Linked DNA regions of Mus musculus: region 2 is linked to region 1. A link is a loop called in an ENCODE intact Hi-C map of the cell type or tissue named here. Cell type or tissue: heart. All regions are shown on one strand.

Region 1 (8,000 bases):
TGAGGCTGAGAATAACTGTGAACTTCCCTGCCCCCAGCTGCCAAGAGCTGTGAGGACAGGCACACACTACCATACCCAACACATTACCGTCAGCTCTGGAGAAGAGTTAAATTATATGTATAGCCAGAATTGGTGTTAAAGACTGGTTTTAAAAACTCCCCCCTCAGAGTACCTAAGCTGACAAGCCTCAGGTTCGCTGTGTGTTGGTGGCCATTCACAGCACTCTTACTAAAAGCAGCCCACGATCTTTCAGATTCTCCAATCACAGTCAAGTTATTTTTCAACTTAAAAATAAAATAAATTTGTGGTTTCTTCTCAATAAATTTTATTTGTATATGTATTTATATACTTATAAACCCAGGTTCTCGTAAAATTTCTCAGGCCAAAAAGGGAGGGGTCATGGGTGGAAAAAAAATCTTAGGAATCCTTAGTGTGGATAAAGGTCTTCAAAGCTTAGGAAGCCAGGAACAGAAACCAAGATTTATGACATGACCCCACACACACCTCCCAAGTCCAGGCTTGGAGTCCAAAAACCAGACTCCAGTAAGACATCGCAAAGGCGAAATGTCTGCAAAGCTGAGGATGTCCATTGTGGCTCTGATGGCAGACAATAAGAAATGCCACGCCTACGACTGCAGTCTGTGGTAGCAGGGACCCAACGGGCTTTTCAATTCCCAGGTCAGCGGTGGACAGCAAGGTTCAGTCAGGCAATCAGTTAGGGCTCCTTGGTTATTGTTTTGTCTCTAAGGAAGGAGACAGGCAGACTACTAAAATGGTGGCGCATGCCTTTAATCCTAACACTCGGGAGGTAGAGGCAGGAGGATCTCTGTGAGTTGGAGACCAACCTGGTCTACAGAGAGAGTTCCAGGACAGCCAGGGCTACACAGAGAAATCATGTCTCAAAAATCAAAACAACAAAACGGTGTACGTAAGAGGAAAGACTCCAGACCCAATGGCCCAGAGTCCAACTTGAGCCACACAGTTGACCTGAAGCCCCGGTTCCATTTACGGTCATCCCTATATTTCAGACCCCAAACCTCATGGTTGAAGGGAAGGCAGGGTCCCCTTAAGGAAGGACCTTGTGGTAGAGCCACGTGTTCGCTTGCTAAGTGTTCTCTAAGCCTCCTCCAAGGAAACTATGGAATGATGTGTACGAAGGAAAAGAAAAGCCAGGCGCGATGGGAATTAATAGAGGACCAACTGACGTTACTGCGTACTACCACCCAGAGTGGGGGCTGGTGGTGATCCAGAGAGTTTTCAGGGAAGTTTGGATCCCAGGGAGTGAAGAGGGCCATCTGTGCCTGTCTTCCGAGCCCCCGAATCAGCCACTGAAGTAAACACACCCCAGAAAATGACTGACCCTCCACTGCCCCAAGACGCTCTGAAGAAGGGCTGTAACCCGGGAGGGTAGCTGCTGGGAAGGTGGAGGATGAGCGATAGCCAACAAGCCCCACGGGACTTGCTATCTGACCTGTGGTCGCACGGCTGCTGCCTGCAGGAGTGGCCAGGACCCCTAGAGACCTCGAGCGCCTGGGCGGGTCCCCACCTCCTCCCTCCCGGCTTCACGCCCCTCGCACCACACTGTTTCCTGAACCAAGCAGAAACGGACCGCCTCCCTCCCCGGGGCAGTCCGCGACCCCATCGATCACCAGATTGTTTTCAAGGTCCAGGTCCGCTTAGAACACGGCAGCCATTCCACACCTCGCCAACGCAAGACATTCCAGGAGAAAGAGTAAAATTTCCTTCTGGCAAGAAATTAGACCCGGAGCGGCCAAAAGTATTGTGCCCCGTGTGAGGATCGAACTCACGACCTTCAGATTATGAGACTGACGCGCTACCTACTGCGCTAACGAGGCACCTATGTGCTGCTTCCGGCCAGAATCCCAAGACTCTGCTGGAGAGCCCAGCGCGCATGCTCAGAGGCTTGAGTTTAGTTAACGTTTCCAGAACTTGAATTTCTGGCCCTTCTGAAACCAGCCGACCAGCGCAGCACTCGCCTAGTCTTTATTCTCCTGTGTCCATCAACAGACACAATGGCTTGCTCGCTAAAGTCGTCCTGGAGAGGGAGAGCATGGAAGAGAGAGAGACTGTTGTGAGCTTGTTTTAGTATAGAGTTTACACGCGCATAATGGTATGACACATTTATTGGTCACCTACTGTGTTCCTGGCCTCGTTCCGGATGCTGGGTTCTCACGGTCACTCCTAACCCGGCATAACTGAGCCAAAGGAGCCTCCGGTAGTAGAAGGATCCTCCGGTAATAATTTACGAGCATTCACACTTTCTGCCACGACTTCTCCTCGTCGCAAGGCTTCCTCCGGACGTCCCCAGGAGCTCAAGGAGGCACAGGTCCGGAAGGCTACACGCAGCTGGGACTCTCCAGTTGAGCTGCATTGCTCAAGAAGCAAACACGCCGCTCAGTAAAGCTTCTGGCTCTTTTAAATGCGGATCTGTGGCCGTTTGGATGAGAACGGCCCCCGTAGGCTCATATAATTGAATCCTTGGTCCCCATTAGTGTACTGTTTAGGAAAAATTGGAAGGTGTGGACTTGTTAGAGGAGGGGTCCACACCAGGCCCAGTCTCTCAATCTCTGCCCCTATATTATAGATAAGATGTGAGCTCCCAGCTACCGCTCTTACTAAAGGCTGCCTGCTACCATGTTCCCAGGCAGGGTGGTCATAAACTAATCTGAAACTGGAAGCAGGCCCCCAGTTAAATGCTTTCCTTGATTCGCTGCCTTGCTTAAGGTGTCTTCTCACAGCAAGAGAACTGTAACTAAAACAGGGTCCCACTCACTATCAAAGACAGAAGGGAACCTTTGGGTGTGTGAACACATGCCCAGCTTCCTGGTTCCTGCAGCAAGTGCACTCCTCAGGGAGGCCCCAGAATGAACCTCTGGCTTTGTGTGCACAGAGTCCAAAATACAAGGTGGATGGTGCCCCGCATCCCACGGGACTACAGGCTTGGCTGGAAGTGAGTGTGTCATTTCTCAGACCCATAGCTGACCAAGTGTTCCAAGCTGTACCTTCTGGAACTGCAGGAACAGGCCTTTCCCACTGCCACCTGTGCACAGGCCGCCTCCACCTGACTGGCCTCTCTATGCTCAGGTGACTTTGCTACCTGGATTTCTTCCTTCAACTGTCAGGTCAAAGGTCACATCCTCTGAAACTTGCTAATTCTTTCCCCACTTAACTCCTTTCTGACTCCTTCTCCCAATGAAACAGCTTCTTTCTTGGCCACCGCCTCCAACATGTGGCTCTTTTATTCTCTGTCCTAAGCAACCTGAAGCAATCAGCACAAGGGATGCCCCGCAGTATAGATGAGTTTACAGGTTTCTACTACTGTGTGTTCTACACACAACACACAGAACTGGATTCTTGTCTGGTCCATACTGCATGTTTAAACGTATTGAGCCGTCATTTGATGTGTAAGAACTCCATCCTGCAGAGAAGCTCCTTAAGCTCAGGAAGTAAGCAATTCAGTGGCCCCAGGAAATTCCTGAAACTGACAAGACTCGCCTCATCCCTCCCTCTCCCCAGCATATAGAAGCAGGAAGGAAGTGATGCAGAGAAAGACACTCTCAGACCAGTTGAGCTGCCTGGAAGGGACACTCTCCAACCTGTTGATCTGGCTGCAGGCCAGTGTGCTCCAGGTTCCCAGCTAGTGACATAGTTCCTTTAACAAAGCCACACCTATTCTAACAAGGCCACACCCACTCCAACAAGACCACACCTCCCTATGGGCCAAGCATTCAAACACATGAGTCTTTGGGGGACATTTCTATTCAAGCCACCACACTAGCCGCTTGGGTTTTAGTTAACTCCGGGTGTAGTTAACAATCAAGAATAGCCATCACACCTAGTAATGCGTGTGCCTCTTCCTTGATCTTTATAACTGCCTGGAGTGTCTATGAGAAAGGAGGACCGAGTGCACACGGAGGGAACACCTAGAAGGGTGCAGGGGGAAGACAGCCATCTATCCACAGCCAATAAGGGGACCCAGGGAGGACCAAGTCCTGCAGACACTTTAATCCAACATCCAAGTCAGTGAGAGACCTTTTATTATTCATGCTACCACGAAGGTGGCTCTAGGTGTCACAGAAAAGTCTTCAAATTCCAGAAGATCTAAGTTTTGTTAGTAACAAACACAGCAGAGTTGTATTGATGTGTTGGATAGCGGAAGACTGAAGAACTTGTGGGCAGATTAAAAGAAGAATAGGTTCATTCCTGTCCTCTCACCCCAGGGACAAGTTTCCATTTACCCAAAGGTCAAGACCAGAAGGTCAGCTGGTAGGAATGACTGAGACTTTTAACACCTCGCTCTCTCTGTACTTCTGTCTCACCCTCAGCTCATTGTCTCCATCGGTTCGACAGGGACTGTACCTAGCTTAAGAGCCACCTCTGTCTGGCCTGGCCTCTGCCTGCTCTTTCCTCATACAGTCCCCAGTAGTGACTGCTCAGCTGGAACAGAGGTCAGAAGAGTTGGCTCCAAATGCCTGCATACTAGGACTCCTGCCTCCTTCCCGTGACCTCTGCTTCAACTAAGAAGAAACAGAGGAGAGTTGAGAACTGAGAGAGGAGGAGGCCCTCAGGGTCGGACACTATGCTGTCATCCTCTGGGATACGGAAAGCACCCCCTCTTCCCACACGCTGACCTCTTACAGTTGGGGTTGGCAACCTGCCTGGCTGGCCTTGGTTAGGCTCGCAGGAGTCTCATCTTTTATTCTGACTATAACAAGACAGATGGAAGGGAGAAGCCATCCCGGCAAAGAGAGGGAGCAGAGGCAAAGAGACGAGGGGTGTGAAGGCAGGCTGTTCAGATGCGCCCTGAGGGGAACAGCTCTTTGTCCAGGGCATCAGAAGGCTTCAGTCCCCCCAGCCTGGGTTCAGCTTGATGAACGGACAGCTAGGCAGGAGGCAGCCTGTTGTTACTGGCAGCATCCAAGAATGAAGCAGCCTTACCCCTGCTGTTGGCCAGATGTTCCCCAAAGCGCTCGATAGGCTCCCTGAGACTAGAGTGGCCATTACTAATGTTACAGTGACTTTGACCGTATCCCCCCAAAACCTCATGGCTCTACCACAAAGAGGAGCCACATCCTCGGGTACCTTCAGGGCCTGGCTCACCCTCCCACTAGGAGCCACATCCTCGGGTACCTCCAGGGCCCATCTCACCCTCCCCCCACACAGGCAGACACCCCCCTCATCCCCTCTCATCATTCCTGAGGCATCTGCCCTTGAGCTGGGTGGAGCTCCTCTGTGCTGTGTTCTCACGGACCCTGCCCTCTTCCTGACTGTAACATTCACCACGGTTCAGGGGCATGTTTGCTTGATTGCTTCATTTCAAGGCCCCATGCTTGTTTTCATGCTTTTTTTTCCCTTTGCTTTCTTACATTCCTTTATATTTATTTATTTATTTCCTCCAATAATTTATTTATTTTTATTCACTTTACATTCCGATCACAGCCCCCCTGCCTCTTGTCCCAGTCCCACCCTTACAAGTCCCTTCGCCCCATTGCCCCTTGTCCCCTCTCCTCCTCAAAGAAGGGGGAGAGGGGGGCCTTGGGACCACTCTGAGACATCTAGTCCCAGCAGGACTGGGTGCATTCTTTCCCACTGAAGCCCAACCAGTCCAGGTAGGGGGAAGGGGATCCAATGTCAAGGAACAGAGACCGAGACCCTGGCTCCACATGTTAGGGGACCCGCATGAAAGCAGAGCTGAACGTTTACTACAACGTGTAGGGAGTCCAGGTCCAGTGCCTGCATATTTCCTGGTTGGTGGCCCGGTCTCTGTGAGCCCCCATAGGCCTAGGTTAGTTCTTTATATTTATTCAGTGTGTGTGTGTGTGTGTGTGTGTGTGTGTGTGTCTTAAAGCCATACTTCTTCTATCTTGGGAATCCAGGGGACTGAACTCAGGTCATTAGGCTTGGTGGCAATCACCTTTTACCAGCTGGCTGATCCATCTCACTGCCTGGCTTAATGGTTTCTTCCTTTTCCTTCCTTCTTTCCTTCCTCCCTCCCTTCCTTCCTTCCCCCCTTTCCTTTGTTTGTTTGTGAGACAGGGATCCTCTGTGTTGATGGTTTCTTACCTGCTGTCTTTCCTGGCAGCAGAGCAGGCTGTACCTCTGTGGAAACTGGGAACATTTGAAGATTGATGGCAAGAGACATTTGAGACATCCCCCTGCTGCAGAGAAACAGATCTACCTTTGCAGGCAGGGCTGGTTCCCTTCTGTGCCTCTGTTTTCATGGGATGGAAGAGTTACAACGTTGCACAATGTGCACAATGGGACTGTTGTTGTTGTTGTTGTTGTTGTTGTCCAAATGAACCTTTCCACTAAATTATCCAGAAGCAGAGTCATAGGTACTATGACTCTCCATGTTCTGGATGGGCAGGACAGCCAGAGAAGAAAGGGTTAACACTCTCCTGAAAGGAGCCACCCACTCCTCTCCTACTGCCTGATGAGACAGGTGGTGGGTGCAGCAGCCCTGAGGCCCAACTCTGGGCCTGCTCCTTCCAAGATCAGACCCAGAACAGGATAAGTTTTGTTCCAGTACCAGCCCTATAACAACAGCTGTGAGGGGCAGTGTCTCCTGTCAGCACACACACAAAGCCATGAGGCCCCGGTTCACAAAGCTAATGGGTGTGTGGCTTTGGCGTGCCAGCTCACAGGGCTTTCAGTTCCTATCAGTGACATCGGCTCCCAGACCTTCCTTCAACCACCGTGTTGTGCTTGGATTGCACAATTATGCTTGACAGAGTTGCTTCATCTGTCTTAGCGGCTTCCATCAATAGCCAGAGAGAAAATCTGGTTATAAAGTGACTCTTCTTAGAAGGTCTGGGTCCCGGTGGGGAGTGCGTTCTTGGTCAGCTTCCCAGAACCACAGAAGTCAGTTGGCATTCCCTCATTTATAGCAGCAGCGGTGCGACCCCGAGCCTGAGCCTGTGAGAGAGTCCTGTGTGCATCTAGACCTTTGTCTCTGCTCAGAATATGAATACAAACACACCCCAGAACACAGGAAAACATCCAAGAACAAATTTAAAAAGCAGACCAAACAGCCTACTAGAAGCCAAGAGAAAGACCACAGAAAGTCAGTAACTCCAATAGTATTTTCTTTCCTTCTCTTCTGAACAAGGGACTCCATGTTTGTGTTTTGCCACTGGGTCTGCAAACTGTATAAGTGTGGTCATCAGCAACGCATGATGTCATTTCTTAAAATTTATACACCACAAGTGGGGAGATGGCTCACCGGATAAAATGCTTTCCGTGCAAGCATGAGAACCGGAGTTGAGACCCCAGAACTCAGGTGAAGTAGCAAGTGTGGTGCTTATGCATCTGTAGCCCCTGCCCTGGGAGAGCAGAGACAAGCAGATTCCAGGAGGCTCAATAGCCAAGCAGTATAGCCGAATCAGAGAGCTCCAAGCTAAAGGAGACCTGAAGAAAAGATGGAGACGAAATGGAAGAAAACATCCTGACACTAACCTCTGGCTTCCACACACTCAGCAGGTGGGCACACACTTGCATCAGCAGTGTGGAGCAACCAAAGTCTCCTTCATTGCTGATGGGCATAAAGTCAGTCTTTGCAAGACAGCGCAGCAGTTTCTTACAAAGTCATAAAAAACATCTACCGTGGAACTTAGAAATAGTGTCCTAGATATTTACCCAATTGATACAAACTTGGTTTAGATGAAATTCTGCATACAATCATTTGTAGTGGCTTTATTCTTAAACCTATCAAGTGAGAACCCAATGTCCTTTCGCTGGGAACTGGATAAACAAACTATGGTACATCTAGACAATGGCTACCGATGCACAGATAGGTGAATCACAATGCATTATGCTAAGCAAAATAAGCCAGAAGCCAGATGCGGAGATCTAACCCTGTGTACTTCTAATTATGTGACACCCAGGGACAAGCAAAATGTTTTAGAGACAGGAAAGTGATAGGTGGCTTATCAGGGCTGATGGAGGGGAAGCTGTCTGTGACTTTGGAAGGACTTAGTGGT
Region 2 (8,000 bases), 98 kb after region 1:
TAGATGAAAGTAAACATTTAGGATAGGAGGGAGGCATAACTATAAGTAAATATCCGCAAATATCAAAGCATCCTATGTCCTTTCATGACAACCAAAAAGGAGAAATGCATATTGAGGAAGAGGAAAAGGGGGACTCAAATCATATAAAAAATATCCATCACCTATAATTAATGATAGCTATTATTTTAATATCTATTTATTTACTTGTGTATATATTTGGAAGGATGGCACATGCCATGGTGCAGAAGACAACTTTTAGAAGTCCATTTCCCTTCTTTAGACCAGAGTACTAAAGGGGTTCTGAGAATCAAATTAAGGTGATTAGCAGCAAGTATTCATCCACTGAGCCATCTTCTAGTGCCCTGACAGCTTTATTTTACATAATAAATATACATTTACATATATACATTTATAGCTACTATTACTGCTGTTTCAAAATAAGCTCTGATATGAATTTTTTAATTCTAAATTTAAAAACTGAAAATGAAAACCCAACAAAAATAATTTCTCAGGGCTATTGTTAATAGAGGACTCACATAGAATGCAAGGCCTTAGGGACTCAGTTCCCAGCACAACATAAACTGGCCCTCAGAGCACAATGGTAACCCTAGATTTTTTTCAGTAGGTTGGGTTAGGAAGAGCAGTTCAATTACCTCCTTGGCTACATAAGGAGCTTGAGTCAGCCTGGGCTACATGAGACCCTCTCCAAAACAAAACAAAACAAAACTATTCAAACTTAGCTATGTGTTTATAATTATAGTACTCAGGAGAAGGAGACAGAGGCGGGAGGATTGAAAGTTCCAGGCCAGTCTGAGCTATATAGCAAGGATAGGACTTAAAAACACACATAAACAAACATTTATTCAGCTGACCTCCTTGAACAAAAGTCATTCTGAAACTGCCAATATATATTTGTTTTCTAAAATGTATCATTGTACTTGTTTAGGCCAAAGGTACATATCAGTTAAACATCTGTGTGTATATGTGTGTCTCTTCATGGCACATACATTGAAGAACACAGATGATATAAAATGACAAGATTAGCCCTAGACTCATTCTGTTGAACCAGGCTGGCCTTGAACTCAGAGATTCACCTGCCACTGTCTCCCAAAAGCTGAGACTAAATACATGTGCCACCACTGCCAGGCTGAATATCTTTTAAGAACATGACCAAGATCTGGAGAGAGGCTCAGTCCTTAAAAGTATTGGCTGTCCTTCCAGAGGAGAGAGGACCTGGGTTCAATTCCCAGCACCAACATGAAGGCTCACATCTGCCTATACCTCCAGTTCCACGGGATCCAGCCACCTCCTCTGCCCTCTGAGGGCACTGCATATCACGGTGCACAGATATACATGTAGACAAAATGCCCAAACACAAGCAATATTATAACTTTTTAAAAAGAGTGCATGAAAGTAGGGTCTGGAGAGATGGCTCAGCAGTTAAGAGCACTGGCTATTCTTCCACAGGTCCTGAGTTCAATTCCCAGCCCCCACATGGTGGCTCATGGCCATCTATAAAGGAATCTGATGCCCTCTTCTGTCATGCAGGTGCACATGTAGTAGAGCACTTATAAATAAATAAACTTTTAAAAAAAGAGTGCATGACAGTAAAAGAGAAAATACCTCATCACATCACTTTTCCATATGAGTGTGAATTAAACAAAACAGGAACTCTTTGAAACAAGCCTCCATGTGTATGCTATCAACTACATTAGTAAGACAGCAAACCTCTGCTCCTTTTCAGCAAAACCAAGAATCCTGAAAGGTAAAACCACTGTGACATCTTTCGTGTCCTACCCTCAAGCCAAGCAAGTTCAGATGCTTGGAGACGAAGCTACCGATGAGCATCTTCTACACAGACACATTTATGTTTTCAGCCTTAGCATATTTTCAAACCATCTGGTATCTATGTATGCCTCTCTGGTTTGCCAGACTAATCTGTTCAGAAGTGAGTATAACACTAGAGCTATATGCACTGTGGGAAAAGCAAAGAACAGCACATAGTTAAAGTTGGTGTTCCAAATGCTGAGCTATAAGCTGGTTATACCTGACCTGTATGTTTAAAGCATCTCTACCAAAAACATTAAGCTCTTTTGAGAATGTACAAATGGCTCAGGACTGTCATAAGTTACGGAAGTCACTAGGACTCTTGGAGTTTATTTTTTCTCATTTTGTTTGTTTGTTTGTTTCGAGACAGGGTTTCTCTGTGTAGCCCTGGCTGTCCTGGAATTCACTTTTTTAGACCAGGTTGGCCTCGAACTCAGAAATCCGCCTGCCTCTGCCTCCCAAGTGCTAGGATTAAAGGCATGTGCCATCATGCCCGGCTTTTTTCTCATTTTAATCTAAGCAGTCAAATAAAACATATCAAGAGGTAGTTCTATAAAAAAAATCATTGATAAATAAAATACTATAAATTCTATATTAACAAAAATGCCTAAGGGTCAGTGAGGTGTTTGGTCAGTAAAAACATTTACCACCAAGCCTGACAACCTGAGTCTGCTACCCAGAACTCCTGAAAGTTGTCGTCTGACCTCCACATGCAGGCAGTGGGATGTGCACATAACTGCACTCAAACACAAATAAACAAAAATGTAAAAAATTAGTATCTAAGATTGAGATGGTGGTACACACTTGTAATCCCAGCACTGACAAGGAAGAGGCAGGAGGACTGCCATGGCATCAAGGCCAGACTAGGCTATGTTTTGAAACTTCAATTCAAAACAAAATCTAAGATTATGCATTTTACTTTGCCTAAAATTAGTCTGTATACTTTTAAAATGCTTGGAGGATGGAGAGAGAAACTAAGATAAAAAATATTCATGAATGTCCTTTTCCTTATATGCCCTGTTACCCAACTACTGTCCCTGGCAGCACTCAGCCTTTCTTTCCTTCGCTTAAAATCTGGAATCAGAATTGCTTCTTTAGAAATAATCTATGTGCCAGTAGCCTTGTTTGAACAAACTTCTATTAATCCCCACTGCCAGTTTGAAATAATGACTTTTTCAAGGCATTTTAAAAAGAAACAGGTAATTACTACTGCATACAAATTAAAGTGTTAGGACAAAGACTTCTGAAATACAATGACCAGCACCACAAATAGAAAGGTGTACTTGTGTACCCCACAATACACAGTCTTTTCCTGGGGAAGGAGTGGTCCTTCCGGATTTTCATTTGCCATAATATTAATCTCCGAGAGAATTGCTTCTTCGAATTGCATGGAATCCCACCCTAAAAATGTCACAACTTCTCAATCGGCCTTTCTCATAATTTCCTCCTAAATTTTATCTCTTCTTGGTTTGTTTTGGTCTTGTCTTTTAGAGAAGGGTTAGTGACAGAAAAGTACTGTGAGCATTCCTACTTTATCTATGCTTCTTCTCTACATTCAGTTTTCCAATTGCTTTGCCCAGAGTAAGCTAAGGATAGCAAACAGAATCTTATTCTTCCGTTTGGTTCGTTTCTTACTGGTACCTTTGGAGTACCGAAACAAAGAATTCTAAGTCCCTCTCTTGGAACTTCGGTGTAAATACACAAGAAATGAGTCAGGGCTCGGCTTTCCTGCCATCAGACCCCAGTCCTTTTTATTCCCTCCTAGCCAATTCCCTTTAAGCCCCAAGGCTTGGAGTTTCCTCTGGTCCATCGCTCTCCCAAGTCTGCACTCCCGCTCCACTACCTAAGCAGAGACAAGTGTGTTTCCACCCTCTTTAATGAACTTCTCCCCTAAAAGCCTGCTCTTCCTCAAAATATACTTCGCACTATACTTCTTGGGGATGCAACTCCTGAGTCTTCTCTGCTGAGGTTTCCCGTTGCTCCGACCCCAAAGCCAGTGCGCTACAGTCCAGCCGGAGATCCTTGGCTGACTCTTCAGAGGGGGGCTGCGCCGTGTCCCCACGAGGTGGCCTCACGCCTCCGGAGGCCCAACGCTGGAGATCTTCCCCAGGACCCGCACGGTAGTTAGGGTCCGCTGTCCCAGAGACGTCCTTCCCCCCAGGGAGACCGGCTCCCCATCCCCTCTGCGCCCCCAAGTTACTCAGTGCTCTCCCAACCAAGGCGCTGGGGCTTTCCCTCCAAACCCTCCACCCAGAGCTCCGTCCTCGCTCTGACAACCCCCGAGAGAATCCGGGAGCTGCGACTCCGTCCGCCCCGCCGCGGGGCAGGCCCAGTTCCCCCCGGGTCCGATCTTGCGTGCCCCAGCACCGTGGGCTGGGTCCCGAAGAGGGGGGGGGTGTCTGTGTCCCGCTGCTGCCCCGTCCCGTGTCGCGCCAGCGCCCGCGCCTCTCGGCTTCCCTACCCGCCGCGAGTTCCTGCTCGGGTTCCACCCGCAACCGCGAGGCCCAGTCCCCAGCCCGCTCGCGCAGCTACCTGCAGGGGCCGCCTCGCCTCAGCGCCTCGCCGCCGCCATCTTGCATTTCAGAGCGACTGCACTTTTCAGGGAGTCAACTCTGACCCGTGAACCCTAACCCCGGAACCACTCGGAGGGCCCTCGCGCGAGGGGGCCCCCCACGGAGCTCTGCAGCCCGGCAGAAGCGCCGAGAGGCCAGGCCAGGGTGCGAGAGAGACTCCGCTCCCTGAACCCACAAGGGCCGCGAGGAGGAGCCAGCCGAGGCGGGGACGAGCCGGGCACCCCACTCGAGGACTCCGCCGCTCCTCTGGGATGCGACCCAGGCCGCTCCTCTAGAACCGGGCGCTGCGGGAGGTGTGCGCCGCCCCGCCCTCTGTCAGGGAGAGTCACGCCCCCTGTCAGGAGGGGGCCACGCCTCTGTCACTAGAAGCCACGCCCCGTCGCGAGAAGCTCCTCCTCCAGGGCCTGCGAGGCTCCGCCCCGTTCAAGCGATTGCTCGGCCAGCGGTCGTCAGAAGTCGGACCCCGCCTCCCGCGACCTCGGTCGCTTTCTTCCCTTGAAACTGCCTAGGTCCTCCGAAACCAACCCCATCTCTCCCGGAGCCGGCGTCCTAAGGCCCCGCCCCTCCCTAAGCCACGCCCACTGTCACTCTCGGCTCCTCCTTGGCAGCGCCCTCTGGATGCCAGCCGCGCCCCCACCCGCTGTCAACAGTCCCGCGCTCCTGTCAGCCGCTGCTCCGCCTCTTCCTAGCCCGAGTCCAGCAGGAGCCCCGTAGTTCCAGCTTTGGACGGGAAAAGTTAAGTGTGGCCCCACTTGGAGCCTCCCGCCTCTGCTTCCTGCTGCCGTCCCTCTTTCCCCGGAGAGCCACTGACTGAAGCCGAGCTCTCCGCAGTGGGCACCAGCCCCGCAGCGCGGCCAGCCGAGGACCTCAGCGTCTTCCCCACCTCTGCCCTTCAGCCCTCTCGTCATTGTTCCATTGAATATAACAAACGAGGGCGAAAGGAAACCACTCCGAGTGTTCGCTCCTGTACTCGCCGCTCCGGACGGACGTAAGAGAACTCTTTGGCGCCTGGATGTTTAGTCCCCACCCCCATTCCAGTCATGGACCCTTTTGTGTTTTGATAGCAGAGCTCCACCAAGCCACACCAGCCCGAAAATTTGCACTCTGCATTTACATGAAGGGAAGACCTGGCTGCTGATATCAACGTGCACAATATTTAGTTGCATCCTAAAATTCTAAAACTTGTGTATGCTGAGGCTTAATGGTCTCACCAGCAGAGGAACCCAACCCTGTCCCACTCTCGGCCCATTCTTAAAACAAAAATTAATAGCGCTCAAGCCCCTTGAAACTAAATTCAGAATGCAAACTACTTATACAAAGAATTTAAGAAATCAGTGTAGTTTTTAATAGAAAGTGGTTTAATGGAAAGTATTTATAATACAGTACTAACATCAGTAAAATAAAACAATGCATTCTCCACAATGTATTTAATACACAATGTGTTTAAATACACAATGTATTTATGTATCCCTCATAAGAAAAATACAAGACAAAAAGTTACACACACACACACCAGTTTATGCTCACCCCAAAGACAGTTCCAGGTCCACTGAGAATCCCAGTTTAGGATTTAACTCTGAACAAAGAAAATATTTTAAATTCAGATATTCAACCTTTTGTTCATGCATTCAACCATTTGCTTTTTGAGGACCACATGTGCCGGACACTAAAGGAGATGTAAAACTGAGTAAGGCCATCCTGTTGTCCGTTGGTATCTAAAAGGGATTGTTCTGGAACCCTCCATGATACCCAAATAGAGTGTTGTTCAAGTCCCTTAAATAAACTGGTATGGAATTTGCATATAATCTGTGCACATGCCCCGATGGAATTTACCTCATCTCTATTAGGATGATGTAGACACCAGGCAAAGAGCTGCTGTACTGTAACTGTTTAACATACCGAGACAAGAAAAAAAGTTGACTCGTTCAGCAGAGATGCATGATTTTTTTTTTCCTGAACATTTTGATCCACAGTTGGTTGAATCATAGATGTGGAAGCCATGGATCCGGAAGGCTCTGTTCTGTCTTCCAGGATCTTACAGACTAGATGCTAGGCAAAAACACATGCTCATAGAATACATCAAAGTGAAAATTGAGGAGAATCTGAAGTGGCTGAGGCATATGGACTTCGCTTTCTAGCTCTCTCTCTCTCTCTCTCTCTCTGTTTCCCTTTTCTTATTCCTCCTTTTTAGCACTAGTTTATAGTCTTATCCCTCTCTCTCTAAAGCAGCCAGCCTGTTTCACTCCCCAAAGCCTCCCAATTTAAGGTCACTCCCACAGGGCATTTCTGTCCAGGAAAACAATTTCAATAGCACAGTGCTGGGAACAGTATCCCTGGCTGAAGTGCTGCCAATTATCTGGCATCCTTGCACAAAGCAAGACTGTTACCAGCACTTGAGAGAGAGAGAGAGAGAGAGAGAGAGAGAGAGAGAGAGAGAGAGAGAGAACGTTGCAGACTTAAGCAATATGCATATATGTTTCCCATAGCAGATTGTGCCAGCCCACATAAATCTGTTTAGAGACCACGCTTACAGGGTAACTTGTTTCTATTAAAATAAACTCATTTATAAAAATTGTAAATATGACTGATTTTAACAGCTGCGCAGCTCCAGAAGTGAGTTTTAACCGCGGATTGGCACAGTGAGAAGCCTAGAGTTTTTATGCACAAACTTGGCGGCTTGTCATCCCCAGACGAGCATGACAAGACTTCAGCCCTGTTAGAGATGAGAAGTCGTTCAGTAGGGTTCTAAAAAGCACAGCGCTTTTGCTCTTCAGAGCCCACCCCACCTTTGGAACACTGAAGAGAGTGTTGGGAGAAAATGAAGCCCTTGGAATAAAAAGTGGTAAACGCCAGCCTGGTCTGAGGAACAGACTTCCAGCAGCTCTGTTTGTAGGCACGTCCCTCTGTTGTTCTTTTTCTTCTTTCTACCCTTGGGGGGGGGCAGTTTTTAAAACATGATACCATAAAACAGACCAAAAATACATCAAACTAAGACACTTTAAACATTTGACTATAGTTAGGGGAGCTTGAGAAATATGCCCTAATGGAAAGGTCCCACAATTCTCTGATGGCTAGTTCAGAGGGTGAACAACAACAACAAAAGATGATCATTCTAAATGTTGTTCCCCCAAACAAGCTTTCAAAGTCAGCTTTAGGACAAGTCCTTTCCTGTTCCTCTAACTGCACGTTCCATGTAAATAATAAACGTATGGTAATGGCTGGAGAAATGAGTACTGTGCTCCTCCTGACAGTTATAAAAATCCTCCCCCTGCCCCACTCCTTTCTCTAGCACAGAAGTATAGCTGGGAACCCAGGACAAGAAAATCTAACTTCTGCATATGGAGTTGAAGAGTAACATATTGTTAGGCTTTATAACTGAATCATGGTGCCACCTAGGTTGGTCTACCTATTAGGGTATAAATTTATTTCTACAAAAAAAAAAAAAAGTCTACACTAAACAGTCTGGAAAACACAAAACAGCAGTGTGTGTGTGTGTGTGTGTGTGTGTGTGTGTGTGTGTGTGTGTGTGTTTATCTCACTATGTAGCACAGCTGTCCTTGAACTCACTTTGTAAACTAGGCTGGCCTTGAGCTCACAGAG

What was found. Hi-C counts contacts between places; a loop is a spot of excess contacts. Peaks named below come from ENCODE experiments on the same cell type or tissue, not always from the same donor. Only the 100,000 strongest peaks of a DNase experiment are listed, where the experiment ranks them.
Region 2: it touches region 1 in a loop (2.1-fold over the local background); 5 of 42 quality-filtered maps call a loop at or near these places.

The regions. Positions count from the first base shown.
Region 1 is chr15:57,974,200-57,982,199 of GRCm38, forward strand. n-TMcat16 (a tRNA gene) reads right to left here and starts at 1,856; the gene lies at 1,784-1,856. LOC115488500 (a long non-coding RNA gene) reads right to left here and starts at 3,147. Exons shown (of 3, transcript XR_003951568.1): 1 at 3,024-3,147; 2 at 2,158-2,517; 3 at 1-2,056. In heart, a CTCF peak has its summit at 3,035; DNase peaks (open chromatin) are centred at 1,572, 1,872, 2,872, 6,672 and 1 weaker place; H3K4me3 peaks cover 2,465 bases; H3K27ac peaks cover 2,402 bases.
Region 2 is chr15:58,071,798-58,079,797 of GRCm38, forward strand. Zhx1 (zinc fingers and homeoboxes 1) reads right to left here and starts at 4,711. Exons shown (of 4, transcript NM_009572.4): 1 at 4,360-4,711. In heart, no CTCF peak of the experiment used is centred here; DNase peaks (open chromatin) are centred at 4,474 and 4,944; H3K4me3 peaks cover 2,848 bases; H3K27ac peaks cover 2,163 bases.